Linked DNA regions of Mus musculus: all the other regions are linked to region 1. The links are chromatin loops, found by intact Hi-C in ENCODE. Cell type or tissue: heart. All regions are shown on one strand. Links, peaks and the distances in the headings refer to the core of each region. The heading gives the core; the rest is flanking DNA. Region 1 holds the start of Adamts1 (a disintegrin-like and metallopeptidase (reprolysin type) with thrombospondin type 1 motif, 1). Region 2 has its middle 55 kb from the start of Adamts1. Region 3 overlaps Ltn1 (listerin E3 ubiquitin protein ligase 1). Region 4 has its middle 17 kb from the start of Gm41484. Region 5 has its middle 81 kb from the start of Adamts1. Region 6 holds the start of Gm38477 (a long non-coding RNA gene).

Region 1 (4,975 bases), core at 424-4,423:
ATAGCCCACTTTGGGGCAGAAGAGGCTCTGACTAGGGGAGAAAAGGAATGTTGAGGAATCTTTTCAATTCGACCCTCTTTCTTGGAAACTGCAGCCCAGCCGGGGCACAGGAAGGGCGACAGGAAGCAGGGTGGTCCGGGAATCAGCAGCCGAGAGATGAAGTTAAAGGTTCACTCTTTTCCCCAGAGCAGCCAGCGCTGTACAAAGTGCTGGTCCCAGCGCTGTTTCGGCGTCTTACACCCCCAGAGTGACGAGCTGTGGCGTGAGGCCAGGGCGGAGGCTGCCCCCTCCCCCTTCAGGCCCCGAGGCGCAGAGCTCGGTTTAGCACCGACTGAGCTCAGGGGGCGGTGTCGCAGTGTTGGGGGAAGGAGGGGCTCCTATGTGGCTATAAAGGGGCGGCCGGGGCTGCCTGGTCCTTGCACTCGCTAGAAAGCAGCTCCGAGCTAGGTGCTATCGCAAGGCCAGAGCGCACAGCCCGGCGGAGAGAGCAGATCCTTGCTCAGATCGAGTCAAATCGGGGCCAAGGCGGAGGACGAAGAGTCCAGGCTCCTATTCTGGACTTGTTCCCCAGCTCCGGGGGCGCTTCTAGGTCCTGCAGCAGCCAGCAGTGCGGAGCCACCAACTCGGTGCTGGAATGAAAAAATTCCCGCGCGCCAGTGCAGAATCTTTCTAAGTGACCCGGAGCTTCGGGTGCTAGCTCTGCACGAACTTTCCCATCAAAGTGATCGTGAATTTTAAGCATCAGGAGCAGGCCAGCGAAGCTCTACGCGTCTAAACGTCTATCCAGACCAAGAGTTCTCTGCGGTGCAGGGTGCGGTGCCATGCAGCCAAAAGTCCCTTTGGGGTCACGCAAGCAGAAGCCCTGCTCCGACATGGGGGACGTCCAGCGGGCAGCGAGATCTCGGGGCTCTCTGTCCGCACACATGCTGTTGCTGCTCCTCGCTTCCATAACAATGCTGCTATGTGCGCGGGGCGCACACGGGCGCCCCACGGAGGAAGATGAGGAGCTGGTCCTGCCCTCGCTGGAGCGCGCCCCGGGCCACGATTCCACCACCACACGCCTTCGTCTGGACGCCTTTGGCCAGCAGCTACATCTGAAGTTGCAGCCGGACAGCGGTTTCTTGGCGCCTGGCTTCACCCTGCAGACTGTGGGGCGCAGTCCCGGGTCCGAGGCACAACATCTGGACCCCACCGGGGACCTGGCTCACTGCTTCTACTCTGGCACGGTGAACGGTGATCCCGGCTCTGCCGCAGCCCTCAGCCTCTGTGAAGGTGTGCGTGGTGCCTTCTACCTACAAGGAGAGGAGTTCTTCATTCAGCCAGCGCCTGGAGTGGCCACCGAGCGCCTGGCCCCTGCCGTGCCCGAGGAGGAGTCATCCGCACGGCCGCAGTTCCACATCCTGAGGCGAAGGCGGCGGGGCAGTGGCGGCGCCAAGTGCGGCGTCATGGACGACGAGACCCTGCCAACCAGCGACTCGCGACCCGAGAGCCAGAACACCCGGAACCAGTGGCCTGTGCGGGACCCCACGCCTCAGGACGCGGGAAAGCCATCAGGTATAAGAGTGACCCCCATCTCTCAGTCTTTACGAGGCGTGACTTGGGGTCACACTCCAGATCGCCTCTAAATGCGAATGACTCAGACTTGCAGTGAATTGAAGTTCTGGGTCGTGACCTTCCCGCTCCCCCCCCCAAAAAAAGTGTGACCATACTCTGCTAGAACACTTATTTGCCCGAATAGTTAATAATTTGAGAAAGAGAGAAAGAATCGGAGGTCCTGTAGATAAGGGCTAAGCGTTTCCTCCGCGAAGCCAATAACCCGACTCCTTACACTGAAGAATCTCTCTCCATCCCTTTAATGCCTTTAGTGAATGTATGAGTTCACTTTAACTAGGTTGTAGTTTCGCGCTGAGTTTTGTAACGTCAGTCCGTGTGAGCACGTAGCGCTCAAAGGAGGGCGGAGTAGAGGAGCCATGGTGACCTGGATGTGCGTTCAGGAGCCTGGGCAACGGCAGTGGTGATCTCATTTCTGTGGCCTTCCGTCTGTCCCCTTCCCCCATTTGAAAAGCTGACCCCGATGGCTGGTGGCTCCGTTGGGCCCCTCTGCAGAACCTGCTTGGGAGGTCTTTGCTTGGCTCGCCCCGCCTCCACGCGCCTCCTACCTCGGCCTCGTTGCTCGCACTCCCTCTCCCGGCAGAGGTTGGACTCCCCAGCGCTGAGGAATGTTAGCCTGGACTGATCCTCCCTGCTACACATTCGCCTGACTCTGCCGTGTTCAGTCCCTACCAGCCAGTTAGTTCTTTTTAATCATTCAAATTTCTTTTTGCCCTTTTCTAGATTTCTCCCTCTTTTCCGACTTGTCCCTAGGAGCTGGTATTCATATCCTACTTTACGATTTCTCTGACCGCTGAGTCTCAGCAGCCCGAAAAAGGCCATTTTCCAAATTGGCAACCCTGGTTTGAGAAAGGAACTTATTCCCCCCGGGGCACTGGGAGTGAGAGGAGGCAGGAACACACTGCTGGGCAGAGTGGGTGGTCCTAGTGCCCGGAACTGGATCAAGCAGAGAACCCCCTGGGACCCCTTGAATGAGAGAGCTGAGCCTTACAGACTGAGACTCCTCAAGCCCCACCCCTTGGCTGAGGCTCCCCGCCCTGCCCCATGCCTTCCACGTGGAGCTGGATGATCTCATTCGGGATTTCAGCCCTGGCTTCAATAGTGAAAGGGTGACTCAGGGCGCTCCGCCTGCTTCTCTTGCCAAGTTTTTACTACAGCTGGGTAGAAATGATAGCCATACTGCCTCACTCAGGCTGTGGAGTCTTCAAAGACCACAAAAGAAATCCTGCGGACACATATATAGACAGTTTGATCACTCTGTTGCTTTTTTTGTTTTGTTTTGTTTTGTTTTATTTAAAGCAAAAGAAAAAAAACTTAAAAATAACATTCACAGTTTTTAGAAGATGCAAATATTTGTTTTATTTTTGTTCCAGGTGTATTTCAGTTTTATTTACTTTGACTAGGTTGACTTTCCTAATATACCCCGAGAAGGTCACTATTAGGAGAAGGACTGCCCATGAGCAAACTTCCTTTTCTTTTTACAGGACCAGGAAGCATAAGGAAGAAGCGATTTGTGTCCAGCCCCCGTTATGTGGAAACCATGCTCGTAGCTGACCAGTCCATGGCCGACTTCCACGGCAGCGGTCTAAAGCATTACCTTCTAACCCTGTTCTCGGTGGCAGCCAGGTTTTACAAGCATCCCAGCATTAGGAATTCAATTAGCCTGGTGGTGGTGAAGATCTTGGTCATATACGAGGAGCAGAAGGGACCAGAAGTTACCTCCAATGCAGCTCTCACCCTTCGGAATTTCTGCAGCTGGCAGAAACAACACAACAGCCCCAGTGACCGGGATCCAGAGCACTATGACACTGCAATTCTGTTCACCAGACAGGTAAGACAAGAGCTTATCAACCATTTCCTCAACTCAACTCGGAGGTCAGCCTTGTGTTGGATGGGATGAGAGGGTGGGGGTGTGGCAGAGAGGAAACCCGGAAGGGGGATAACATTTGAAATGTAAACAAAATAACCAGTTAAAAAAAAAAAAGGCATCTCATCTGTATTGCCTCATTTCCTTTCGGTTATAGGCTAGCTCAATCTGTCTTGCTTATTTCTATTTTAAATTTCCACATCTCAAGTTCCACAGTTCTATTTTAAAAGCATTACAGGGAATCTTGCTTTAGAGTCAGTCCTTCAAGTCCAGCAATAATGAATGGACAGGCTTCAAAGTGCATGTGAAGACATGCCCAACTGAAGAGCTAAGTATCAAGTCCACTCTCTCCTACTTAAAAGGGATTTCCCTTGCCTCTTTGTAGGATTTATGTGGCTCCCACACGTGTGACACTCTCGGAATGGCAGATGTTGGAACCGTATGTGACCCCAGCAGGAGCTGCTCAGTCATAGAAGATGATGGTTTGCAAGCCGCCTTCACCACAGCCCATGAATTGGGTAAGTCGGCTTCAGAGTACAAGTTAAGCCCAAATGCATGGATACAACCCAATAAGTCAATCTGATGTGAGAGAGAGAAAACATCTCAGACTATGTTGCTACCTCAGCCACCAGCAATTTTAGAAGGGGTAGGGTATATTTTCCACAATTTCAAGTATGGTCTTACTAGGACAGGAGAAAGTGGTACAAACATTTGAACGTTGACATTTTTATACTTGCCCTGATCAAAGTGAGTATGAGCCCCAATACAGGTTGTCTAATAAGAGAGCCATTGAGCCTCACTCAATCATACAGCTTAATGTCCTTCTTGTCTGCTTCCCAGGCCATGTGTTTAACATGCCGCACGATGATGCTAAGCACTGTGCCAGCTTGAATGGTGTGAGTGGCGATTCTCATCTGATGGCCTCGATGCTCTCCAGCTTAGACCATAGCCAGCCCTGGTCACCTTGCAGTGCCTACATGGTCACGTCCTTCCTAGATAATGGACACGGTAAGATAACAGCTCCTCTTTCCAGATGGTGTTCAACCTTCCTTGTGTAGGGCTCTCTCTGGCTAAGTGAGCTCCATGGCTCTTGCTCATTTCCCCTCCTTCAGAGTTTTCTCTGGCAGGATCATAAGTAGTAGATCTTTACCTCCATTGCATCCTGCTCCCAAAGTCCATTCATTCATAAACAATAACTTCTCGCCATTGTAAAATCAGAAGTCCCCTATTGAGGATAACGTCTCGATAAAAATCTAAAGTTCCCTAGCATTGATTTTCCCAAAAATGCATGATTTCACCAAACATGTATTAATAATTGCCTCTTTTTTCTTTTCCTTTTTTTTTTTTATTATTTTAGGGGAATGTTTGATGGACAAGCCCCAGAATCCAATCAAGCTCCCTTCTGATCTTCCCGGTACCTTGTACGATGCCAACCGCCAGTGTCAGTTTACATTCGGAGAGGAATCCAAGCACTGCCCTGATGCAGCCAGCACATGT
Region 2 (4,975 bases), core at 664-4,663, 53 kb after region 1:
TGGTCTACTTATTCCTTGTTAGGAACACATAGCTAAGACTGTATGCCGACTTCTCTCAAGCAAAGGCAACACTGATGTGTTTCAACAAACAAGGTTGAAATCCGGCAAAAATTACAGCAAGGCTCTCCGTATGCTCAGTACGACGTCTGGAGTAAGGTGGCACAGGCTGTAAAATGCTGTAAAAAGGCCAGGGGAAGGAAAAGATGAAGTGGCAAAGTGACATGACAAGGAGAGCAGAGCAACCAACTGCGAAGGGACCCTGTCAGGTGAGCACACAGCTACCTTCCAGGAGACCAAGGGTGCAGCTACAAAATCTCTCCCTTTTCTTTCTTTTCTTTTTCTTTCTGTTTTTTTTGTTTTTGTTTTGTTTTGTTTTTGTTTATTTTCTGCAACAGGGTTTCTCTGTGTAGTCCTGACTGTCCTGGAACTCTCTCTCTCTCTCTCTCTCTCTCTCTCTCTCTCTCTCTCTCTCTGTGTAGACAGGCCTGCTTCGAACTCACAGAGATCCTCCTGCCTCTGTCTTCCCCAGAGCTGGGATTAAAGGCCTGCGACACCACAATTACCATGCTCCTTTTCAGCTGTCAGATTATTACAGGCTGCCCTCCCCACTGAGCTCTTCTTTGTGAATCTCTGCTTCCGGAAACCCCAAATCCTAATTAACAGTCTGAAGCAGAACAATAGGGAAGATAAAGAGAAGAGGGCCAGACTTCCATCTTAGAAGACTTGGAACGACCGACCGGGCTCTGGCGCTGGCTCAGTGGGTAAAGTGTTTGTTGCTTAAGCATGAGGCCTGAGTTTTCTTCACCAGCATCCAAAAATAACTGGAGAGGCATGTGTTTAGACCCAGCACTGGGGGGTGGAGCCAGGCTGATCCCAGGGACTCCCTGGCTAGCCAGTCTAATAAAAACAATAAGGGTTGGTGAAGAGACACTGCCTCAGAGTATAAGCTAGAGAAGTGATGAGGGGAATATCTAACGTCAACCTCTGGTCACCAGTATGGGAGAGTGCATCTCATACATACATGAATATGTGGCCCCAGGGCAGGGCAGAGGGAGAGGGAAGCAGAGGAGAGGAAGAGAAGGAAAGAAAATGTGAATCAACTGTCTTGTTTCTAGAGAAAGGCACAATCTTGTCTTCTAGAGAAAGACAAGTAAGTCAACAATGGTGCTGAGGACAGCTTGAAAGTAGGAGAGAAAGATCAGAAAATTTAGATTAACTGAAGGCACGGGTTTCTCAGAGGGAACTGGAGGGCTCTTGGTTCGATCGCTTAGCACTTACTGACTCAGGCATCAATCCCTAGGACATTTTTTTTTTTGCCATATCCAGGGATCCATCCCATAATCAGCTTCCAAATGCTGACACCATTGCATACACTAGCAAGATTTTGCTGAAAGGACCCTGATATAGCTATCTCTTGTGAGACTATGCCGGGGCCTAGCAAACACAGAAGTAGATGCTCACAGTCAGCTAATGGATGGGTCACACGGCCCCCAATGGAGGAGCTAGAGAAAGCACCCAAGGAACTAAAGTGAACTGCAACCCTATAGGTGGAACAACAATATGAACTAACCAGTACCCCAGAGCTTTTGTCTCTAGCTGCATATGTATCAAAAGATGGCCTAGTCGGCCATCACTGCAAAGAGAGGCCCATTGGACTTGCGAACTTTATATGCCCCAGTACAGGGGAACGCCAGGGCCAAAAAGGGGGAGTGGGTGGGTGGGGGAGTGGGGGGGTGGGTATGGGGGACTTTTGGGATAGCATTGGAAATGTAAATGAGAAAAATACCTAATTTAAAAAAAAGAATGAAAAGCTAATGGCATTAGTAATAATAAAATTAAAAAGAGAAGATTAAAACTCATTGTGCAGACTTTCTGTGATTTAAAATAATTTTTATAAATTCTCTATCAATATCTTCATCTGTTTTGTAGACCAGGCAGGCTTTAAGTACTTTGTCTTTTCTGATAACCTAAAACAAGGCAGAAGTTTCCTCTCTTTCCTCTCACATCCCTCCCTCTTTTCTCCTTTCCTGCAGTTCAATGTGAAGTACTTTATTTAAACAAACCCAAGCCAAGTTCTGCTGTCAGAGATTTCCATGCCAAGTCCTACCCAGGACACTCAGGCTCCGTTCCAAGTACTCCGATGTGATGTCTGTGGCAGTTGTGCGTAAGAAAGGGAGGGTGGGGGCCAACCCTGAGGCTGTCTGTAACAGTAACTGATGGAGAGCATTTGGCCCGAGCTGAGTGCACCTCCTTTCAGCAGAGTCATTTGTTGATAATGTCCTTCGCCAATCTGACGGCTCACATTGAGACAACTCGAGTAAGGAACAATTGTATAAATCACAGGGGCCAAATACAAATGTGAAACAAAGCATAAATAAACATAACTGTGCAGACTGCAAACGTCCGCAGGCTAGGTCACAGGACACTTGAGAACACAGCCAGCAAGACACGAACGCGAGCATGTGCTACGATAGACGAAGATGTTTAAAGAAAGTAGAAAAGAGGGTCAGGAGAGATGGCTCAGCTGTTAAGATTCTGCGATGCTCTTGTCGAGGGTCTGAGTTCAGTTCCCAGAAACCATGTCAAACAGCTCCCAACAGGCTATAAGTTCAATTCAAAACAGAGCTCATGTTTCTGGACTCTGAAAGCAGCCTGCTCCTGTGCACATGCCCATACTCACATAGGCACACTTAACAAATAAAATTGTAATTTGCCTCTGAGGGCACCCATATTCCTGTGCACAGACACAGGCACACATACAGTACACACACAATTAATGTATAACATTAATATTTTAAAGGAAAATCAAGTGTTCCATACATGTATGTAATGAATTTTGTGATTTTTTTCCCACCTCCATTTTGCCTCTGTCTTCCCAACTCCTCCCACTTGAATGTCTTATTCCTGTGTTATACACTGGCTTTCCTTAGAGTTTCTCCTCTGAGCTTGGGTGTGATACCATTTACTGGGGTAAAGCTAATTTAACAGTGGCTACACTATTGAAGAAAATGCCACACTCTTTTCCAAAAGGGTGTAGCTGCCAATAGCCCCCCAGACAGAAAAGGACTCATGGTTCTCCCTTATCCACAGTGTGATATTGGTAGAGAGAATCATGTGCAGAGACAAGCACACTTGCCTTGAGTTTTAAGTGCAATGGCTGTTATGTCCATAACATATTGTTTTTGCTGCTCAGTTCCTCATTTTCTGGTTCTAGTACCCCCTTCTGAGATGTCCCCTGAACATTAGCGGGATAACACTGATGTCCTGTTTAGGACCAGGCATCTCTCTGTACTTATTCCCAGCATTTCAGCCAGGTGTGGGATTGTATTATCCACGCCACACAGCATTAAGAAGCTTCCCAAGTGAATGGTAGGAACAGTACAAGTCTACCTGTACATTCGCAAGTACTTATACAGAGTTTGCCAATATGGACGTTTAGAAAAACAATAGGAGTCTTCTGAGAATAAGTTTAAAGTTATAGAGAAGTCCCAAGAGGCCTGCGCATGGTTCAAGCTGATAACAATATAAATAATACATTAGCCACACATTGATATGATTAGAAAGATCAATAACTATGAGGACCAGGGGAAAAAAAAAACATTGTTTCATTACTTCACCTATGGAAATAATCTAAAGATGTTCATTGGTGGGAAACAAGACCTACAAAACCTTTGTTTCTGGGGGCTGGGAGTGTGGCTTGATAGAGGGAGTGCTTGCTGTGCAACCGTGAGTATCCAAGCTCAATTCCCAGACCAATGAAAACAGTTAAGTATAGTCACGTGGGTCTGAAACCCCAGTACTGTGTCAGAGCGGAGACATGAGGATTGCTGGATTTGATGACTAATAGCCTTACTCAAGAGTCAGTGAAAGTATCTGTTTCCAGGACATAAGGCAAGATATCTGATGTCCTCCTCTGGCTTCTGCATGCTCACAGGGGTGCTTACACCCTACCCACAAGTGTGTATCTATCACACCACAAACACACACACACACACACACACACACCACACATTTCTGGAATATTACCTATTAACAGACACCTTTATGTAAAATCACTTATTGTGTACAATAGTGTACATAAAGTAGCTGCGAAATCAAAACGCAGAAAGCTATGACAGCCTATCGAGCAGAGAGACTGAAGTCTAATTCTGTAACCATCAGAGCTGTTATCTCCTCAGGACAGAATCCCATTGCTTCTATGTTTGTCCTATGATAACAAGCACATCTCTGTGTATATTGTTCCACTTGTGGCAGCCAATAGAATAGCTTATTATAGCCCTTAACATTCACCTCAGTATTTTTAGACTAAACTAAACAAGAACTCAGACCTCAAAGAGAAATTGTTTCTGTGAAACAATAGATCAGCTGCCTGTGTCTTGTGTTAGTTACATCAATAAAGATAACAATAATATGGTTAATACTTTATACTCAACAAAGGCTATTGTTGGGTTCTTAAAAATAGTAAATGTTTACAATGACTTAGACTATATTAACATTATAATTCGGGCTTTAAAAAATAAAATGTTAGACAAATATTATTAAATTAAAATTTACTTTCAAAGCTAGGTGTTATGTTTCTATTCATACTTTCTTACTACTTATCATTAATTTCACTCTTCAATATATAACACATTCATCTAAGTTATGTCTTTTGCTTTTTCTCTTTTTATTTATTATAAAATATAAATACTCAGTAAAGAATTTCACATAGAGTAGAATGGCTGCCGTTATGTGCTTGAGATTTCTTGTTTAGAAGTCACTAGGCACACATAGGCTGCCCCAAATGGCAAAATCAAAGTAGAGAAATTAAGTTCAATGCCAAGGAAAAGCCTCATTGCTGTTTGAAGCAGTGAGGGTCTACAATATTCATCTTCTAGAATATTTTTCTAATATCTCAGTCAATCATTGGTCAAATGCTACAACCTCAACGAGCATTCTAGGTCAAGTACTTACCTAGGATTTCATCATTTATGAA
Region 3 (4,975 bases), core at 635-4,634, 1.6 Mb before region 1:
ATCGTCACTAGTTTCTTTGAAGAGAAAACATATAAAATACTTTGTTTAAAAAACAACAAAAAAACATTAAAATACTTAGTAGTTGTTCCTGCACTAGCTATTGCTGGATAGACCAGGAAAAGAATGGTAGTTTCATGAGCCTGGGCATCAGATCTCCAAATTGCATTTCAAATCTTCTGTTACCTTGTTTTAATTTAGTATTTACAACACAGCCTTTTCAGGTTAGATTTCATCATGGCAAGGTTTTGGGTTTTTGTTTGTTTTTTTGTTTTTGTTTTTGTCTTTTGGGGTATAATTATTTTTAAAGCATACTGCATAGTATGGCCAAAGTAATTTATGAAAGATAAAGACATTGAGCAGGGAATTAATTAGTTTTCTTTCATGAACCAAAGCAACTAGAAAAATAGTAACTTATGAACTAGGTCTGAGACAGACAGCAAAGTCAGTCGGAGCTGATGTGGTCCAAGTCTGCTTTTGCCTGGTTACCTGCTTGCTGTGTGAGTTAGCATTTTAGCTCCCATCTCTTCCCAATTTTATTTATTTTGAGATAACTTAATGTTCAACCTGTAGAGCTCGGAAGCATGGGTATGTAATGTATTGGTAAATGCAAATATTATTTTCTTCCATACTTTATAAATTTTTTTTTTTTTTTTTTTTTGTTTTTCGAGACAGGGTTTCTCTGTGTAGCCCTGGCTGTCCTGGCACTCACTTTGTAGACCAGGCTGGCCTCGAACTCAGAGATCCACCTGCCTCTGCCTCCCAAGTGCTAGGATTAAAGGCGTGCGCCACCACGCCCGGCTATGATACTTTATAAATTTAAAAAGTTCATTTCAAAATAAATTGTTCATTGATAATTGTTAAATTCCCGGTAATTTTGAAAGTTGTTTGATGTAAACAGACATGATTTTTTCCTGAACTATGGACTAAAACAGCCACTTTCTTTTCCTCCTCTTCTTCCTCCTCTTCCTCCTCCTCTAACTGTCTGATGTGCTGAAGATCTCCATCCTGTGCTGTTTGTGGTGTTGGGTAGCACCTTGCTTACCTGTTTTATTTCTGTCCTTTCCTTAGACAACCAGTGAGAACCAGGCTCTGTACTCTGTTCCACTTGTGCAGCTGTTTGCCTGTGTCAGCTTTGATCTGGCCTGTGATCTCTGTGCCTTTTTTGACTCAATAACTCCAGATATTGTTGACAATCTTCCTGTAAATCTCATCAGTGAGTGGAAAGAGTTTTTTTCTAAAGGCATCCACAGTTTGCTATTACCTCTTTTGGTAAATGCTATCGGTAAGTGCAAAGGGGTATGATGATGGTAATTATTGAAAATGGCTGTTGACAAATTTAAAATAAGCTTGCTTTCTTAGAGGCAGTCTCCATGCTGCTGCCTCATAGCACAGGCACAGAATGACAGAAAAAAAGATGGCTTGGTATTGAGAAACCAATACCAAGTAAGTTTAGATACTATAATTCAGCAGAGTACAGCACTAGAGCCCTCTAGACAACTACTGCTTTTCTCGTCTTCTTTCTTTCTTTATTTTTTTAATTTATTTTATGTATGTGGATACACTCTAGCTGTCTTCAGACACACCAGAAGAGGGCATCAGATCCCATTAGAGATAGTTATGAGCCATCATGTGGGTGCTGGGAATTGAACTCAGGACCTCTGGAAGTCAGTGAGTGCTCTTAACCTTGGAGCCATCTCTCCAGTCGCAAACTATTGCTTTTTAAAAAAGTGTAGTAGAGACCTTTATGACAGTTGAGGGTAACAGAAACATATAGTTTACTTCCAGTGAGCACTTCTGAGATGGTTGTAGCTAGTTTTCATTTTTTCGTTTGGTTTTCTTAAATGACATTTGATCAACCCATGTGTGTTCTTATGAGTTGTGTGTGTGTGTTTCTTCATTTCAATACCAGGAGAAAACAAAGACCTATCTGAAACGTCCTTTCAGAACGCAATGCTGAAACCCATGTGTGAAACACTAACATACATCTCCAAGGACCAGCTACTGAGCCACAAGCTCCCTGCGAGATTGGTTGCCAGCCAGAAAACAAACTTGCCAGAGCACCTCCAGACTCTGCTGAACACTTTGACCCCACTGCTTCTCTTCAGAGCCAGACCTGTGCAAATTGCTGCTTATCATATGCTGTGCAAGTAAGACATTGGCAGTGGCATAAGTATTTGGTCTCTAAAGCATGATGCATGTTTAGTTTGCTTTTTTTTTTTTTAAATCCACAGAGCACCTTTCCAGCCCCTAGATTGTATTTTTTAGTATATATATTTTATGTATTTGAGTACAATCTGGCTGTCTTCAGACGCATCAGAAGAGGTGGGCATCAGATCCCATTACAGATGGCTGTGAGCCACCATGTGGTTGCTGGGAATTGAACTCAGGACCTCTGGAAGAGCAGTCAGTGCTCTTAACTGCTGAGCCATTTCTCCAGCCCCCTAGATTGTATTTTTAATCTTTAAAAACATTAAATGAGAAAGGAGACTGAATTATACGTATCCTAGTAATAGAGAGGACAAGGTTTGGCCATGTCATTTTTGTCCTTCTGTACATATTTATGCAGTCTTGTCCATGAGCAATTATTTCAGAAAGGAATCATAAAGGATAGACTCACCACAAAGCGTGCTTTGTTGGCCTTTAAGCACAAGTCAGTAGTAGACAGTTGGCTATAAATGTGTTAAAAGTGATGTTTCGCTTTTCAGACTGATGCCTGAATTGCCACAGCATGATCAGGACAATCTGAGGTCGTATGGAGATGAAGAGGAAGAACCAGCCTTGTAAGGGTTTTGAGTGTGTGTTTGCTTGTGTGAGTGCAGGTTACAGGACCACCTTGGGGTGTTGGTCCCCGCTTTCCACCTTGTCTGTGATGGTCTCTTGTTTGCTGCTACAGTTTGCCCTGCTAGGTGACCCCACCAGCCATGGGGACTCTCCTGTCTCTACCTCTTGCTTTATGGGGCTGGGGTCAGAGGTGTGCTCCCACATCCAGCTTTACCCTCTGGGGATCCAAGTCAGGTCCTTACATGTGTACAGAAGGTACCTTATACACTCAGGCACCCCAGTGCCACTTCCCTTATGACTCTGTCTGCTGTATTCTTGTAATTTGCATCCTGACTTTAGGAAACTGAAATGCAGAAAATCTCTGACTTCAGAGTTGTACTCATTCTGCATTCATACCCGTTGGAAGTTCCAAAAGGCAAACGAAATGCAAAGCTTATGTAAAGTGGTGGCGCATGCTTATATGATTTGCTTAAGGAGGCAGAGGCAGGAGGATCACAAGTTCGAGGCCAGCCTGGTCTACAAAGTGAGTTCCAGGACAGACAGGGCTATACAGAGAAACCCTGTCTCGAAAAACCAAAAAAAAAAAAAAAAAAAAAAAGATTTTCTTTTGATATTTTATTACTTTAGGTGTGTGGGTGTTTTGTCTGTATTTATAATGGTGTACCACATGTGTGCCTGATGCCCACAGAGTCCAAAGGAGTGTATCACATCCCCTGAACTGGAGTTAGAGATGCTTATGAGATGCCATGTGGGCGCTGGGAATCGAGCTTCAGTGCTCATAACTGCTGAGCGAGCCCCCCATCCCCATATTTCCTCTCTTAATCACTCCTGAATCATATTCAATATGCTGCTGTTCATTAAACCTCTTTGTCTACGTGGTAGCTGTGGAAATAATGTAGCAGTTCAGATGTCTGTTAATGGCTGCTTTGTACACAGCATGTCCGTACTGAGGGCACAAGTATAAGCCAGACACTTTTCTTAAGGAGCTCGCACTCTAACGGCTGCTGCTGCTGCTGCTCTGGAGTGAAGTGTACAATGTGTGACAGGGGCAAAACAAAGGATAGATAGTGTATTAACATTGCAGGAGAAACCCTGGGCACAGACACTGGGGTGTGACCATTGAGGATATACATGGAAAAGGTGGGCTCAGTGCTTGTCACTCATTATTTTAGTTGGATGTCTGGCAAGCTCTGAGAGAAAGGATTTCTGTCCCCTATTGCACTTTGCACAGCATCCAGAGTGCTCGGGACTCTGCAAGTCCACAGGGAGTTCTCATGTTCAGTGAGTGTCTAAACGAACTATTGTGTGCAGAGTAGGGGAGGCTGTGCTGGAAGGTGAAGCTACAACAGTAGTTAAGTAGGATAAGAGATGGCCGGAACAATGGGACTCTTGGGCTAGGGAACTGGATCCATAGGTAAGAGCCCCTGCCATGAGGCATGAGCCCCTCGGTTGGAATCCCCAGTACTTACATAAAAGCCGTGTATGGCCAGATGTGCCTGCTACCCTGGATTGGGGGAAAGGGGGGTCGGAGACAGCCAGGTCCCCTGAGCTTGCTTCCATGAGAGTAGCCTAAACAGTGAGTGTTGAGTGAGAAGGCTTTGTCTGAAGGAAATAAGCTGGAAAGTGGTAAAGGAAGAAACCCAGTGCCCTATCCTGGCCCCCACATGCGTGTGCATCTGGGCAAGCAAATCCATGCATGTGTGCAGCCCGTGAAGATGGAGTCACTGAGGACGTAGGACAGCATTTGCTAGGACCTGGTGTGCCACCAGCTGATAGTGCTCTGAGGTGAAGCATAAGTGGCAGAGAAGAGCAAGCTGAGGTGGAGTCATTCCAGAAGTGAGATGACGGTATTGGATGGCCGTATGCAAAGCGATTTCAGATGATGTTTGTAAGACAATAGCGAAGGTCAGACTAGAAGGCGCGGCCATGGGATGGCAGAAGCTTGGAGAAAGCCAGCAGAGAAAGTAGCACGAAAGGAAAAGCAAGAACCAGGTTAGAGTGCTGAGTGGTTCTGAAAGGCCAACGAGAACTTCACTTTCTGAGACCCCCAGTCCACATGCAAGTGGCCCTGAGTTACCGGGAGTGTCAGCGTTGCAGCGTACAGACGCTTTGGCTACGAGTTTAACCTTCCGATGAACTGTGATCTATTTGATATGTTGTAACTGTAAAGTAAGACAGCAGGGTGGACAGTAAG
Region 4 (4,975 bases), core at 591-4,590, 1.5 Mb before region 1:
CCAGCAGGCTTCAGATAACTAATGTCTGGAGGCATCTTGTGTCTATTATTGAGATAGCCAGAATCCTTTCTAGTATATAAAATGCAGCTGGACCTGTGTCTGTCTATTAGGGCTTCTATAACAAAAATATGGCACACAAAGTGATTTAAACACTACTTTTTTTTCTTTTTTTGTCACTGTGCAGAGTCTGGAAGTTTCTCTCTTTGGCATGCAGGCTACCACTGCTGCTTTGCCCTTACAGAGCTTTTTCTTTGTGCATGTTCAAGTTCTTCCTATTTGTCCAACACAATTGTTGTTCTTTCACTTATGACCTTGTTTGCTAATTACCTTCTTAAATACCCATACCCAAATAAAGTCAGTGTCAGCAGACAAATTCTAGGAAGGCTGCACAACAATGGCCTTCCTCCATTGAGATGCTGGTGGGGCCTTGGGGCCTGTGAGATAGTTCATAGGCTGAGCTCCAGCTGAGCCAGAGGAGAAGCTACATCCTCCTCCTGCACCCTGTCCAGACAGGCTGACCATGGGAAGAAGGGTTTAAAGTTCCAGGTAAGTTTCAACTAAGTTTTGTGCCATTTAGTAGATAGAATCAATATGGGAAATATCAAACTCATGGAATTTAAGATTTTATCAATTTATATATTCAGCAAAAATTGTTTTTATAAAGTAAAAACAAAGCAAGTAAGCAGACAAACAAAACTAACCAACCAACCAGTCAACTAACCGACCAACCAACGAACTAACCACCTAACCAATTAACTAACTAATCAATCAATCAATCAATCAATCAATCAATCAATCAAGCAACCAACCATCCATCCAACCACAACCAACCAACCAACCAACCAACCAATTAACCAACTAACCAAGCAAGCAACCAATTAACCAACCAACCAACCACCAACCAACCTTGGAGTTGGAGAGATGTTTTGTTGTTGAGAGCACTGGCTGCTCTTTCAGAAGACCTGGATTTCAGTGTGTAAGAATGCTCATTCTTTCTCGGACTACCCATGCCTGCCTTCTCCGTAACATGGCAGAGCGTAACGGCTCCAGTTAAGAGTGCGAAATACAAAGTCTAAAAACTTCCCTTTCTAGTCCCTTACTAGAAGGAGTTTATAAAAACATTTGTGGAAGCTGGGTATTTGTGATACACCCTTTTAATCCCGGTACTAAGGAGGCAGAGGCAGGAAGATCTCTTTTGAGTTCCAGGCCAGGGCTACGGAGTTATAGCTTGTCTCATGACAGAACAGGACAAGATAGAACAGAACAGGCTTGCAGATTTGAGAAACTGGTGCTTGTACTGGCTGGTTTTATGTGTCAATTTGACACAGGCTGGAGTTGTCACCGAGAAAGGAGCTTCAGCTGGGGAAATGCCTCCATGAGATCTAGTTGTGGGGCATTTTCTCAATTAGTGATCAAGGGGGGGGGCCCTTTGTGGGTGGTACCATCCCTGGACTGGTAGTCTTAGTTCTATAAAAAAGCAAGCTGAGCAAGCTAGGGCAGGCAAGCCAGTAAGTAATATCCCTCCATGGCTTCTGCATCAGCTCCTGCTTTCTGACCTGCTTGAGTTCCAGTCCTGCATCCTTTGGTGATCAATAGCAATGTGAAAAGTGTAAGCTGAATAAACCCTTTCCTCCCCAACTGCTTCTTGGTCATGATGTTTGTGCAGGAATAGAAACCCTGACTAAGACAGTACTAACCTTGACTTTTGTCCCTTCCTTGATTCTAGCAAGACAGTATGAAGCTTAAATGAAGCTTCAACCATCTCCAAAAATATCTTTTCATGTGCAAGGATTTTCTTTCTGTCAGCGCTCTCATCCAGAAAATGGGGACCTGCTCTTGCAGTCTGTTATCTGTGCTCTCTTAACTGCCATGTTTTGAACTCTATATTTTGTGTGGTAATTTGTACAATAAGAAAATAAATCCATAAACAAAGCTGTCCCATGTGATCCCAGATCATAGTGATATCTGTTCATTCCACGTGAAGCAGCAGATCTCCCCAAAGAACCAGCCAATTAATTTGTGATGGCCAGTACGTGAAAATGCTGGGCTACAAACAGACAGAGAGGTGGAAAGACAGACAGACAAAGATATAAAGGAACAAATAAACACTGTCAAGCTCTTCCATACAGACAGCAGTAGCAGAGCTTAAGCCGAGCACAAGATCCATCCTATCACAGGGGCCTGGCTGCATGCCAGGAAACTGTCCTGAATCCTAGGACCTTGGAATTCAGAGGGACATCAGAGGACACCTCCTCGCTGACGTGCCAATTTCATTTTGGGATTCAATTGTGCTGGCTCTCAGCTGCCTAGAGGAACAAGAGCCCTGCATGGTCTGGCAGCCTCTGAGGGGCCCCACTAGGAGTTCCTGCTTCCCCTCTTGGACGTAGCTACTGGCTTGTGTGCTTTCTGGATCTAAATGTGTAACATTTCTGGACTCACAAGCCTCTCAGGTCTTGCCCACTGGCCAGCTCTTTCCCTAATACCTGGAACCTATTTTTAGGTGACCTACAGTGGAGAGATTTGACATGTAATTTTCATGCCTGAGGGTTGAATTTGACAGGGAACGTTACAAAGAATTGAATGCAATGCAACTCACACATTAGTGAGCGCACACTGATTTTTCTTTTCTTGACTGCCTACTAAGACTTTCTATTTTAAGTCGTTCTTCATCTTCTTCTTCTTTTTTTTCAGTGCCATTTTCTAAAAGTTTTCCCCAACTTCACTGGTCTTGTTTGCCAGTGCTGTGCCCTTCACTGCCTACGGATTTCCTCTCTGTCACCTGCTGCCAGCCTGCTTGGTTCTCTGTGACGAGTGAGGGAGCGTGCTTGCCAGCTTCCTCTCTGTCTTTTCCAGGTTGCTTTATACAATGACTCCTTTACTGTAACTACGTTCCCTTCCTAGTGTCTGGACTGTGAATATATGGATCGGATCAGGTTGTCCGACCCAAACTGATTATGGAGTACAACTCATTCTTGATCCTGCCTTATGCCTCTCCTCTTCTCAAGTTTCCTTTACTTTCCTTCCATCACCCTCCCTCCCCATCTGCAGTATATTGCAAAAGTGCCCAGAATATGCAGCCATAAAGTCTAAATATCTCATATCCTTCGGCTTTTCCCCCTTAGGACAAAAGTACATACGTAGGACCACAGATTTATTCTTCCATTTTCTTAAAACTGACTCTCTCTCTCTCTCTCTCTCCACACACACACACACACACACACACACACACACACACACACACACACACACACACACACACGATAAGTGACATCTAGCCCACCACTCAGGTCCTTTGAAGAGCTGAGTGAAATGATGCATAAAGCACTTTGCAGTGGAGTGGCAAGGGAGAGACTCCAGCATGAGCTAGAGAATATACATAAAGGAATTTCTGCCTCAGGCCTGGAATGGGTGACCTGTGCGGAGAGCATTTTCAGTGCATGAAATAAAATAGAAAGAACAAAATTTTACAAATCTGTGTGAAGTGAAAGTGGACGAGAGAGGCAGAGATGTTTGCATAGGAAGGTGCAAAGACTGGAAGTTAAGACATTAAGTGGATTAGCGACTATCTGGAGCTCTTGTGTATTTGTAGGCGCACCTTGGTTGGGGTATGAGGTGGCCACTGGGTGGGCAGGCATGGGGGTGTATGCTTGAGTGACTCATGTTCTGGAACAGTAACTAGGTATGTCTGCAGGCCCTGGTCAAGGGGCAAAAGCCCAGAACTTCTCTTTTTTCTTTTCTTTCTTCCTTCTTAATTCTACATAGATTTCTATTCTTGGTTTTAGTGCACAGAATAATAAATTTATTATGACATATATACTCTACTCATTCTCCCCACCCCCGTTGCCCTCTATTGTCTCTCCTTCCCAGATCCTCCCGTGTGTGTCTATCTCAATGTCTTGATTGTTTTGGAGACCACTCGTGAACATCATACTAATGGCTGGAGATTCCCTAACTCTAGCTGCTACAACTGGGGTTCAGCTAAGCTTCTTATGTATAGCATATGTTCCACAATAATTTGTGGAATAAAATTACATTCAATACGTGTTTAAACATGAGAGAAAATTACTTTATATGGCTTATAAATAAGCAAAAGGTCCTGACAAAAAAGTCTATGGAGATAAAAATAGTCCAGCGACCAGAACTGAGGGTAAAGGGTTACTTCTTGCACAATGTAGTTGTGTCATTTGGAATTTTTGGAAAGCATCTCAGACTTTCCACTTCCTGAAGATCTTGCTGTTCTAGCATTTTCTCCACATGGTAAAAGGCATCAGAATAGACTTTGATAAAACAGAGTATTTTTAGGCATCGGAATCAGCGAGACTCTGCCAAATTCCTGGCCTTTGGTATGTGCTGCTGAGCAACGTCAGATGCTTACACGGACACATGCTGACATTTACAAGGCAGGAGGCAGGCACTGCCAAGTTCAGAAGCATCGCCTTTTTCATCAGGTCCCTGTAACTTCCTCAAGTGCGTCTATGCATTTATTGTTGGCTACTGGAGAAGGGACAAGCAGTAATTGAATTCTGATAGAACTCTACTGCAAATGTATTCAAGGGTCTTAGAAAATCTAGAGGAGGCCTACTGCTTTCTTTCTATAAATGTGACCTTTTGCCTAAATCAATACAAATGAAAAGAAAGCATCATTTTATGTTTTGCATTACATAAAAAAAGAAAACTGCCAGTGATATCTGGAACTTCGCTAACTTTTTAAGTGGAGGACCTCCACAAAAGGACAATATTAGAAAACTGAGGAAGTTGGTGGGTGTCTGTTTCGGTCTGTCTCTTTCTAGACAAATAAACTAAATAGGTAGAAAAAATCCATAAAATCCATGTGTGGAATAAATTCTGTTTGCAAAAGACTGCTCATGATGGTTCATTTTGATTGTTAACAAGACTGGGTCAGGAGAACTCGGGATGTTTTTGGGGTTCACCTTTGGTTTTTTCCCATACAGATGTTTCCAGGGCAGGTTAACTG
Region 5 (4,975 bases), core at 672-4,671, 79 kb after region 1:
TGCTATCATAACCGTATTTTTAAAAAAATGTCTCTTGAGTGTATAGATATACTCTATGTTTGAATATAACATATTCAAATCACTCTGTTTGAATATAACCTATTTTCTAACAGGTTCTATTTCTTCTAATTAAATGATGTTTTTTGTTTCTTGTTTTTGTTTTTCTGTTTTTTTTTTCTTTATCCTAGGCTTTACATTCAAGTGAGTATTCTGAAAAATACTGTATTTCTCCAAACAGTGTATCTTTAAATTATACTAGTATTTTTTTTTCTCAAAATGGTTGATACTGCTGTGAACAGATACCACTATGGAGTATTTTATTTTACAGAATGTTTTCATAGGAACCATTTACCCGTTTGGTCACAATGAGCATAGACCAAATGTACATTCTGTCTTTCAGATGTGAAATGTGAAGTCCTGAATTTAAGTGACTACTGAGAACTACATACTAAGCCCACTGAGAAGCTGGACTTAACATAGAGCCCTTTCCTTCACTAATTAAAGGTCAAGCTTCACTTAAGATGTTTGACAGTGGACATATTGACTCTGCTAATTTATGTGACCCAGAATCTGACATGCGGTTAGACTGCAGAGGATTAAATACTACAAATAAGAAGCAACCCAGAAAACTATAGATATTACACATAAATATTTCATGTAATCGAGGAGTACTCCAGACATGACAGACCACTGCTGTGTTGAAAATCAGAATGCTTGCCATTATTCATATGAGGCCTTTGAAAGATTCAACCCACTAACGTTCTGTCAAGTTGGTCAGGGAGGACTCTTAAGACATAAGAGGCACCCCACAAGGGGCTTCCAAATCCCTTCCAAGGAAACTAAAAATTCCCTACACCTCCTTGAGGACATAAAAGCAAGAAGAATTGCTTGGAGTAGAAGAGACTCATCAATGAGACAATATAGCTGTTAGTCAATTTCCCATGATCTTGTAGGCAATTCCAACTAAACTTCTTGGTTCACCAAGGAAGACTTAGAAATATCCTTTGTTCTGTACTCGGTGCCTTGTTTAGAGTAAAGAGACATCATGTCTTCCTAAGAAAGTCTAACAGAATATATATTCATAGGGTGGCAATATGGGTTCATAAATTATATATGCATATGTGAGCAAAGGTGATTGTTATTTCTATAAGCTGCCGTTGTTAAATTCTAATCAATCGGATCTCCTTATGGGTAAGTATTGACAAAGAGAAAACTTTAAAAGTAATATAAAATGTGACCAAAATTTAGGAACATGGCTATATCAGGTTTCCTGATTTAGAAACTATTTAAAATCCAAGTATAAATAATCTAGGATATCTTAACATGCTAGTCAGTGCTGGGCAAGTTATTGCAAAGAAGTACAACCAAAATGACAACTTTTTAAAAACTTTTTTGTTGGTGATTTTATTTATTACATTTCAAATGTTATGCCCCTTCCCAGTCTCCGTCTCCACTCCCTCATGCCCCCTGCTTCTATGAGGGTACTTCTCACCCACCACTCCCACCTTAGCACCCTAGCATTCCCCTACCCTGTGTCATCAGGCCTCCGCCGGACCAAGGACCTCCCTTCCCATTGATGCCAGATAAGGCAATCTTTTGCTATATATGGAGCTAGAGCCATGGGTCCCTCCATGTGTACCCTCCAAAAAGACATCTTACTCATGGGTAAAGAGCTGAGATCTTCAATCTGGTCTGGTTCTTTAAATGGGAAATAGTCTGTGTTTCACCAGAATGTTTCAAAATTGTCTTAAGTGACACGATGAAACGATCTCTATCTCTGCTTGGCCCACATACCTCTATGTGACTCTGGGTAAGATATTATCATATCAATGGACTGATATTATGAATTTGGCCAATGTTCATCTAACCTCTGAGTTTAAGACCAAATTGATTCAAGGTAAGAGTGAAGAATACAAAAGAGCATGTGAGCAGAGAGTGGAAGGGACTCAAATCAGCTGGCCAGAGTGAGATGGCTTTAGATGCTACCTGAATGACAACACCATAACTTTGTAGAGAGAGCGATGCTTCTTCTTTGAGTGAAAGAAGACATTATTAACTGACACAATCAGGGCAAGAAATGGAGTCTGACTATTATCCAACATTAGCTTGTGGCTTGTGTGTTGCTATGATGACCCAGAAGCACCTGAACTGTAAAGGTTGCTTCTAACCTCCTGGGAGGCTACACAGAGCTCATCCATCCAAAGTGTGGGGGACCATGGAGACCATCCACACAAAGACTCAGCGACTACCTCTGTGTTTTTCTCAGTGAAACAGCTATTGTATGTTTTGTGGTGGATCGGGTTGGGGCATGTTGCTTTTGTTTTGTGTTGGTGGCTGTGATAGGCTTAAAAAAAAAAAAACTCATCTGAATGAATCCTGTGTCTCTTTTCCCGTAGATACTGTAATAGGTAAAATATTTATTTGTTGATTTAAAAAATAATTAGATGAGGTAAGGAGTCTCATTAAGTTTGTGTTTATCAAGGCATGAGATCTGACCACATAGGTAATTCACCCTTACTCTATCACAAGAGGCCAACTCAGGTCACCTCCCTGGGTGGGATCTTTAGAGGGGGTGGCTGTACACAGTGGCAAGGTATGTTCCTAGTGACCCACCTACACCCTCTCTAGTGAGACAAGAGCATCCCCTAGGGGATTTGATGTTCACAGCACTGTGCAGATTTCCCAGCACTGTGTGTAATTTTGGTGTTGCTTCCTGGCCCCATAAGAACAGCATAGGCGGCTCTTTACCAGTTTCTGCTGGAAAGCCATCAGCTCCCATGAGTTTTCCACTGTTGTTTCTGGCTGGCAGCGAGGACATGACAAAGAGGGATGAACTGTAGGTGTGTGTGAGACAGTGACAGTGGGGGGAGGATGCAAGGGAGAGACTAAACAATGGCTTTCTTCAAAAACAGCAATGCTAACGTTATTTACAAAGTTTCAAAATGAATGGTGCATAATCACACTGCCATTTGGAATTACCTATGTAGCCAAACATTCCATTGTTAAGCCTACTTGTTACAGTTTTTTTGTTTGTTTGTTTTTTCAATCACAACACCTAAATATTGTTTCCAATTGCGTTTAGCGGGCAACATTAAAGGTTCTAGAAAACATATCTTAGAATATATATGAAAGCCAAATTCTGGATTTAGAACACGTTAGAAAAATCTATATAGAAATAAGTATACTATATGTTAACTATATGTTAACAAAGGCTTGGTTTTGGTACCTCTGAAAAGGACCAAATTCAACTTCAACTTCTAGTGCCTTAACCCTGTGTGTGTGCATATATGTGTGTGTGTGTGAGAGAGAGAGAGAGAGAGAGAGAGAGAGAGAGAGAGAGAGAGAGAGGGAGAGAGAGAGAGAGAGAGAGAATGTGTTTAAGTCTGACTTCTCCTTTAGAATGTCCAGAGCTTATGAAGATGGATAAACAGAATCCACAAATCATTTCTGGGAAGTTGTAAACAGTTACTATTTTTTTTTAAATCACAATTTCTTTTCTTTCTAGAATATCTACATATACAGAAAATGAAACATGATCATATCTACCTCTCAGTTTTCAACCTCTCACTTCCCATAAATCACTTCTAACAAAGAGCCTCAAAAACAGAACTAGCCAACTTAAGAGCGCATCAAAAAAATAAATAAATAAAAAGTTAAACAGTACAAGTCTTTAAGTGTGTTGTTTGCTGATGGTGGTTTATGCTCCTTGAATGAGCAGCTCTTCACTGGGGTAACTATCACATTTACCTGTGCTATCTACTCACTTGGCTCTGCTTACCCCAGTGTATGCTTCTAAGAGACATTTTATCCACCTTTATAAATTATGTAAGCCCTTGAAGGACTGTCTGAAAATTTCAGGGCCTTTATTGCAGCAAAAATAAGGAAGGAGTCACTTATTTTCACAGTTGTTACTATTTCAAGCAAAACAAATAAGGCTGATGATTAGACCAACCACAAGGTCTTTATTTGTATAGGGCCTTGTGCTATGATGTAAACACACAAGAAACCAGTCCAGGTTGGGAGACGTTGGAATTTTTCCACTGGGTTCTATGTGTTCTCTAACTCCTGATTCTTTTCTTGAATGGCCATTGGTTAAAGCCTGAACTTGTCAGAACTCCTTGAATACATACATGCCATACAGCTTAATACTATTCAGTTCAGCCTTTGACTCATTCTTGTTTCATTCGGTATTCAAAGCAATTCTGTTTGACCTTTTAAGATATGAGCTAAATTACAGTAGGCCAAGCCGTCACCATTTTCCTCTCCCATCCCCTTCAATAGGTACAAAACAAATAGATTGATAGTAGATAGATAGATAGATGATAGACAGATAGATTTTTCTCTGTGGAACCCTGGCTGTCCTGGAACTCACTCTGTAGACCAGGCTGCCCTCGAACTCAGAAATTCGCCTCTCTCTGCCTCCCAAGTGCTGGGATTAAAGACATGAGCCACCATGCCTGGCATGATGTATTTTTGTTTACAGGTGTTTTATAGTATCTTTTGACTAATTTCCGGTGACATACAAATCATAAAGAAAGCAGAGAGCTCAGATTATCATCTAAAAGCTCAGTCAATTGCTTTATTATATATATATATATGTGTGTGTGTGTGTGTGTGTGTGTGTGTGTGTATTACTGAGTCCTTTTATAGGGGAAAATATTTTAGCCAACTAAATAATCTCATCTTAAAATTCTGTAGGACTACTCGAGCCCCGGGCTACCTTGCCAGCAGAGTCTTGCCCAACACCCGCAAGGGCCCACACGGGACTCCCCACGGGACCCTAAGACCTCTGGTGAGTGGACCACAGTGCCTGCCCCAATCCAATCGCGCGGAACTCGAGACTGCGGTACATAGGGAAGCAGGCTACCCGGGCCTGATCTGGGGCACAAGTCCCTTCCGCTCGACTCGAGACTCGAGCCCCGGGCTACCTTGCCAGCAGAGTCTTGCCCAACACCCGCAAGGGTCCACACGGGAC
Region 6 (4,975 bases), core at 425-4,424, 1.2 Mb before region 1:
CTTAATGAAAAATAAGTTCTCTTGTCTATTTTTTGTGGATTTATTACAATATGTTGTTTGGTTCAAACATGAAAGGTAATTCTGGTTTTATGAAGTTGCTTAAATGGAAAAATGTGGAAATCATAGAGACATTCTGAAAAGGTCCTAGAGACTCCTAGGATCTTTGTTTGCAGAATAAATATTTAGTGAAAGAACTTAGAATGGAAAATATACTATATATTTATATCTATATATTTCCATCTCTATCTATCTATCTATATATTTCCATCTATCTATCTATCTATCTATCTATCTATCTATCTATCTATCTATCTATCTATCTATCTATCTATCTATGATTGAAATGGGCTAGTCACTGAATTTTTTTTTAAAAAAATTCCTTTACTTTATTAATTTGTTGTTGTACACAAAGCCACTAAGATTTTTTGGGTCAGTGTCCTGGATCACCTTGCCACCATGTCCAAAATGAAACAAATGACAGACTTCAGTGATGGGAAAAATTTCCAAAGGATCTGGTCAAATGTTTCAGCAGAATTTATAAATCCATATGCAGTGCCATTTACCTAGCTTTAGTCAAATGACATTTCCTCCACATTTAAAAACAAAAAACCAAAATCCCAAGACTTTTGTATACGTGGCTCTCCCTCAAAACTGGCTCTTACTCCCTGGTGACCTCAAAACTGGCTCTTACTCCCTGGTGACCTGGGCAAGAATTTCTCAGAAATCAGAAGCTGGGTGGGGAGTGGCACTTCCTAAGGCTTGGAATAGAAAAGAAGCCTTGACTTCTAACAGATTCATTTAAAAAGGAATGAATTGAAGTTGTTCTTGCCAAAAGGTGCACAAAGTTCATTAGAATTTCTTAATTAAGAAACACAAGTGGTGAAGGGGGTGAATGTTAGGCCTGGTTTTAAAGCTTTGAGTCACACACACGACTCTAGTGAGAATTTGAGATGCAGTAAAGCCCTCCCTGATGCTTACATGATGTAGAGGTAAGTGATTTTTAAAATGCCAGCATGTGATAATTTAATTATGAGTATATAGAATGTTTTTGAAAAGAAGAACGTTGACAAGGGAAGACAATCACACGGTGCCTTCTCCAAGTTCTGCTACCATTACCAACTGGTCTTTTTTTGCATTTATCTTTTAACATTGCTAATAAAAAGGCAGTTTACAAGAATTCACAATTTTTTTTAACTTGGATACATGCTATTTTTCATTGTAGTGAACTATAGAAACAGATTTTATTTTTAATTTAACAAAGATACAGTATCATTTTTGAGAAGGAGCTTATCCTGTGCATATAAACAATGACTTTAAAGATTGTTACAAGTGACTTGTATGGGACAAAGGGGAACAGATGTCCAGGATCCTTAGATCCTCCAAGGAAACTATGTCCCCATTTCCTTCCTACTCCCATTCTGAGGGATGTGAAGTGGTCTGTGCTGTTCCCCTGGGAGAATAATTCTGTCATTTCCATTAGGAAGATGATTTATTGAGGATACTTCCTTTATTTTCAGAATTGGATCCAAAAAAAAAAAAAAAAAAAAGAAAAAGCATGGCAACGTGATTGCGTGCTTCCTTTGCAAAACCCTTCTGTGTTAATGTAGCAATTTATCTTTAAACGGAGTCACAGACACTTCCCGATCCCTGCTGTAACCTTATCTGGTACCACACAGCAGTAACTACTGAGCACTGGTGGTCTGCCGGGGTTTGAGAAAGAGGCGCAGGGAATACAGCTCCCCAGTTTCTTAGTAGACATTATTTAGCCTGTAATAGATCCACCCTAGGGCCATCTCTGAGTAGCCGGATGCTGAGGTTTGATACTGCAGATCCAGTCTTTAAAAGTGAATTTGACTGCAGCTGGAAAATAATTTTTTTAAGAAGGCATATGGCAAAGCGTTTTGTTTCCACGTACCAGAAATTTTGCAAACCTCCTTTAGTCCTCATTGAACTTCAGGGAGCTTTTAACAGTTCAGTGTGTCTTTTAAACACCACGTGCCTGCATCCCGACAGGGGGCAGTTTCCTCAAACCTACAGCAGGCCATCGCACGGCCCTTTATTCAGAGGTTATTCACACCTTGTCCTTAAGAAAAGTAGATTTGTAGTCAGCATCCTGATTACGGAGCGGCTTGGGTTGTGCTAAAACATGGACACTTCCTTCAAAAAGCAAAAGTGTGGTGTTGGAGGAAGGAGCACCACTGAGCGGAAAGGGGTTCGGGTTCTGGTCTTGGACTCGTCCCAAAGCGGCCACGTGATGTTAAGCTACTACTAGCTCAGAGGTGAATTTCCAGTAAGGCATTATAGACAGCACGCTCTAAAGATTTTAGACATAGTAAACATTCCATAGACCGCCTCTGTTACCCGGATGAAAACGTTGTATGACAGATCCGAAGTTAAAGTAGCTATGGTTTGGTGTTGGCACACCATGAGGAGTTTAACTGATGCATGTACGCTGCAGGTTCTCACCACTCCATGAGAGATGGGATGAACACCGTTTCATTTTAGGAAATTTCAGCCACTGCATGGCCTTTAGCACTGAAAACGACTGAATTCTCAACCCACGTTGGCTTCTTTTCAGCTATCTGACTTCAAGTAAGTTACTTCAGTCCTCTGGTCCTCAATTTTCTCATTTGCGAAATTAAGAAGATCAACGTTTCCTCTAACGTGGACTCATGATTGAGTTTGGGGAAAGAGTAAAGTTAAAACAGCGGTCTGGGTTTGCCCTGCCTCCTCTCTGTCGCTTTCCACCGAATTAGTCACATGGATTGGTTGAGGACCTCCAATCTGGCAAAGTGTTGTCTGTGGTAGGGAACTGTAGTACAGTTAGTGCCCGGTCAGCCTGTCACTGACCAGTAGGAATAAATATCAGCTGTACCCACGCCAGATTCTGGAGGGGTATAGAGAGTTTGGGCATCAAGTCTGTGGGTGTTCATTTGTAGATTCAGAACTATGGCAATGTTTTCATAATGACTTGGCTCTAGGTACCTGTATAAGCTCATTACTGAGCCTTCTCAAGTGGTCTCTCAAAGTACCATAGGGAAATAATAGCTGGGACAATCCTTGGAACATTATCGCGTCTGGTTCATAGAGTTTTGGAGGATCAAGTCCAGTGTGTTGTGCATGTTAGGCAAGCAGCACTCTACCAATTAGTCCGCACCCTACATCAAGAAATGCTGGCTGGCTTGCTTGCCTCCTTTCTTTCTTTCTTTCTTTCTTTCTTTCTTTCTTTCTTTCTTTCTTTCTTTCTTTCTTTCTTTCTTTCTTTCTTTCTTTCTTTCTTTCTCTCTCTCTCTCTCTCTCTCTCTCTCTCTCTTTCTTTCTTCTCTCTCTCTCTCTCTCTCTCTTTCTTTCTCTCTCTCCCTAATGCTGCCCTCCTCCTAGTCCTCCCCTCACAGAGTCCTTCCCCCACACTGCCTTTGCCTCTGAGAGGGTGCAGCCCTTCTGGGTATCACCCTACTGGTGCATCAAGCCTCTGCAACAGTAGGTTCATCCTTTCCCACTGAGGCAGGACAAGGAACCCTCTGTTACATATGTACTTGGGGCCCCAGTCCAGCCTGTGAATGCTCTTTGATTGGTGGCTCAGTCTCTGAGAGCCCCCAGGGCTCAGGTTAGTTGACACTGTTGTCTTCCTGTGGGGTTTTCATTCCTTTCAGGGCCTACAACCCTTCCCCCAGCTCATCCCAACTCTTCCATAAGGGCCCAGGACCTATATTCAATGTTTGGCTGTACGTCTCTGCATCTGTTTCAGTAAGCTGCTGGGTAAAGCCTCTCAGAGTATAGCCATGCTAGGCTCCTGTCTGTAAGTATAATAGAGTATCATTAATAGTGTCGTGGATTGGTGCTTGCTGCTCAAGGGATGGGCAGAAGTGACTTTCAAAAAATGAAGGAAAGAAACAGGAAGTAAAAGAAGGAGGAGGAGGAGAAGAAGAGAAGAAGGAGAAGGAGGAGGAAGAGAAGGAAGAAGAAGAAGAAGAAGAAGAAGAAGAAGAAGAAGAAGAAGAAGAAGAAGAAGAAGAAGAAGAAGAAGAAGAAGAAGAAGAAGAAGGGGCTTTCCTTCCATCCCTTCTTTTCTTCCTCTATTCCTTCTTTTCTTCAGACAGTCCTCAATAAGTGATGCTTAAAACATAGCTTCTTCAACATATCTTGGGAAGGGGATTTTATTATGGAACATACAGTAAAGCAAAATACATCTTGAAAAATATTGAGCTGCATGGTCTGAAGTTCTCACCAACTCTAAAATTCTAGAAGTAGTTAAATACTCTCAATTTTCTTGTTTGCAATATTTTCCAACTTCGTTCTAGTAAAAATCAGACTCACTGGTTTCTTTCAAGTGTCAAAACTTGGAAATTGTCATTAAAGGTTTCATTTTAAAGTAAAGGATATTAAATTGACAATGAATTTAAAAAGAAACCATAATTCAATGTGTTTTGTAGGAGTTCAAAGATTCTTTTAAATAATATGTGTATAACTTTATTTTTATTGTGTTCTGGTTGGGTTCAAGCATTTTTCCTTCTTCTTCTCTTTAAAGCAACAAGGAAAAGAGACAAAGTTGAAGCTCTCCAATTTCATCTGGACTCTGTAAAGTCGAAATATTTTTTTTCTGATTTGAATAAGATACAAATAACTGTTATTATCTTATAAGTTCAAATTTTGAGTCTGAACTTCCTGTTTATTTTATGGTTTCCAGTCCATTGGGTATGTTTGATTTCTTTCTACTTGCTTGCTTTCTGTTGAAATGATTTATAGCCCCGACAATTATATTAGTGGAAAAACATGGAAAAGTGGAGAAATGAAAACTGCTATTTTTATAATAGGATGGGTTTTTTTTTAATACTTTAAAAAACTTCAGATTTCATGATTTTCCATTTCTGGTGAGATGCTTGAACCACGATGGGTCTCAGCTTTGCAGGCAAGCCTCAACTTCATTGCCATATTTACTTAAAAATTGCCTTTCAAATATTTAAAATTAAATGCC

What was found. A loop is a pair of places that touch in the nucleus more often than their neighbours do. Peaks named below come from ENCODE experiments on the same cell type or tissue, not always from the same donor. Only the 100,000 strongest peaks of a DNase experiment are listed, where the experiment ranks them.
Region 2: a loop joins it to region 1, with 7 times the contacts of the local background. A loop is called at or near these places in 4 of 42 quality-filtered maps.
Region 3: a loop joins it to region 1, with 7 times the contacts of the local background. A loop is called at or near these places in 16 of 42 quality-filtered maps.
Region 4: it touches region 1 in a loop (4-fold over the local background); 5 of 42 quality-filtered maps call a loop at or near these places.
Region 5: it touches region 1 in a loop (2.7-fold over the local background); 4 of 42 quality-filtered maps call a loop at or near these places.
Region 6: it touches region 1 in a loop (4-fold over the local background); 6 of 42 quality-filtered maps call a loop at or near these places.

What each region holds. Positions count from the first base shown.
Region 1 is chr16:85,798,557-85,803,531 of GRCm38, reverse strand. Adamts1 (a disintegrin-like and metallopeptidase (reprolysin type) with thrombospondin type 1 motif, 1) reads left to right here and starts at 419. Exons shown (of 9, transcript NM_009621.5): 1 at 419-1,554; 2 at 3,096-3,442; 3 at 3,864-3,996; 4 at 4,319-4,486; 5 at 4,836-4,975. The coding sequence starts at 822. In heart, for the core only: a CTCF peak has its summit at 2,193; DNase peaks (open chromatin) are centred at 1,011, 1,341, 2,151 and 2,661; H3K4me3 peaks cover 3,579 bases; H3K27ac peaks cover 3,030 bases.
Region 2 is chr16:85,745,389-85,750,363 of GRCm38, reverse strand. No RefSeq gene overlaps it. Among named protein-coding and RNA genes, the nearest start is that of Adamts1, 55 kb to the left of the region's middle. In heart, for the core only: no CTCF peak of the experiment used is centred there; DNase peaks (open chromatin) are centred at 833 and 2,183; H3K27ac peaks cover 892 bases.
Region 3 is chr16:87,394,959-87,399,933 of GRCm38, reverse strand. It overlaps Ltn1 (listerin E3 ubiquitin protein ligase 1), which reads left to right. Exons shown (of 30, transcript NM_001081068.1): 22 at 1,069-1,282; 23 at 1,910-2,147; 24 at 2,706-2,780. Among named protein-coding and RNA genes, the nearest start is that of Gm25896, 22 kb to the left of the region's middle. In heart, for the core only: no CTCF peak of the experiment used is centred there; no DNase peak of the experiment used is centred there.
Region 4 is chr16:87,261,061-87,266,035 of GRCm38, reverse strand. No RefSeq gene overlaps it. Among named protein-coding and RNA genes, the nearest start is that of Gm41484, 17 kb to the right of the region's middle. In heart, for the core only: no CTCF peak of the experiment used is centred there; DNase peaks (open chromatin) are centred at 2,285 and 4,345; H3K4me3 peaks cover 276 bases; H3K27ac peaks cover 3,286 bases.
Region 5 is chr16:85,719,825-85,724,799 of GRCm38, reverse strand. No RefSeq gene overlaps it. Among named protein-coding and RNA genes, the nearest start is that of Adamts1, 81 kb to the left of the region's middle. In heart, for the core only: a CTCF peak has its summit at 2,648; no DNase peak of the experiment used is centred there.
Region 6 is chr16:87,046,669-87,051,643 of GRCm38, reverse strand. It overlaps Gm38477 (a long non-coding RNA gene), which reads left to right and starts at 2,361. Exons shown (of 5, transcript XR_876202.2): 1 at 2,361-2,592. In heart, for the core only: a CTCF peak has its summit at 1,986; no DNase peak of the experiment used is centred there.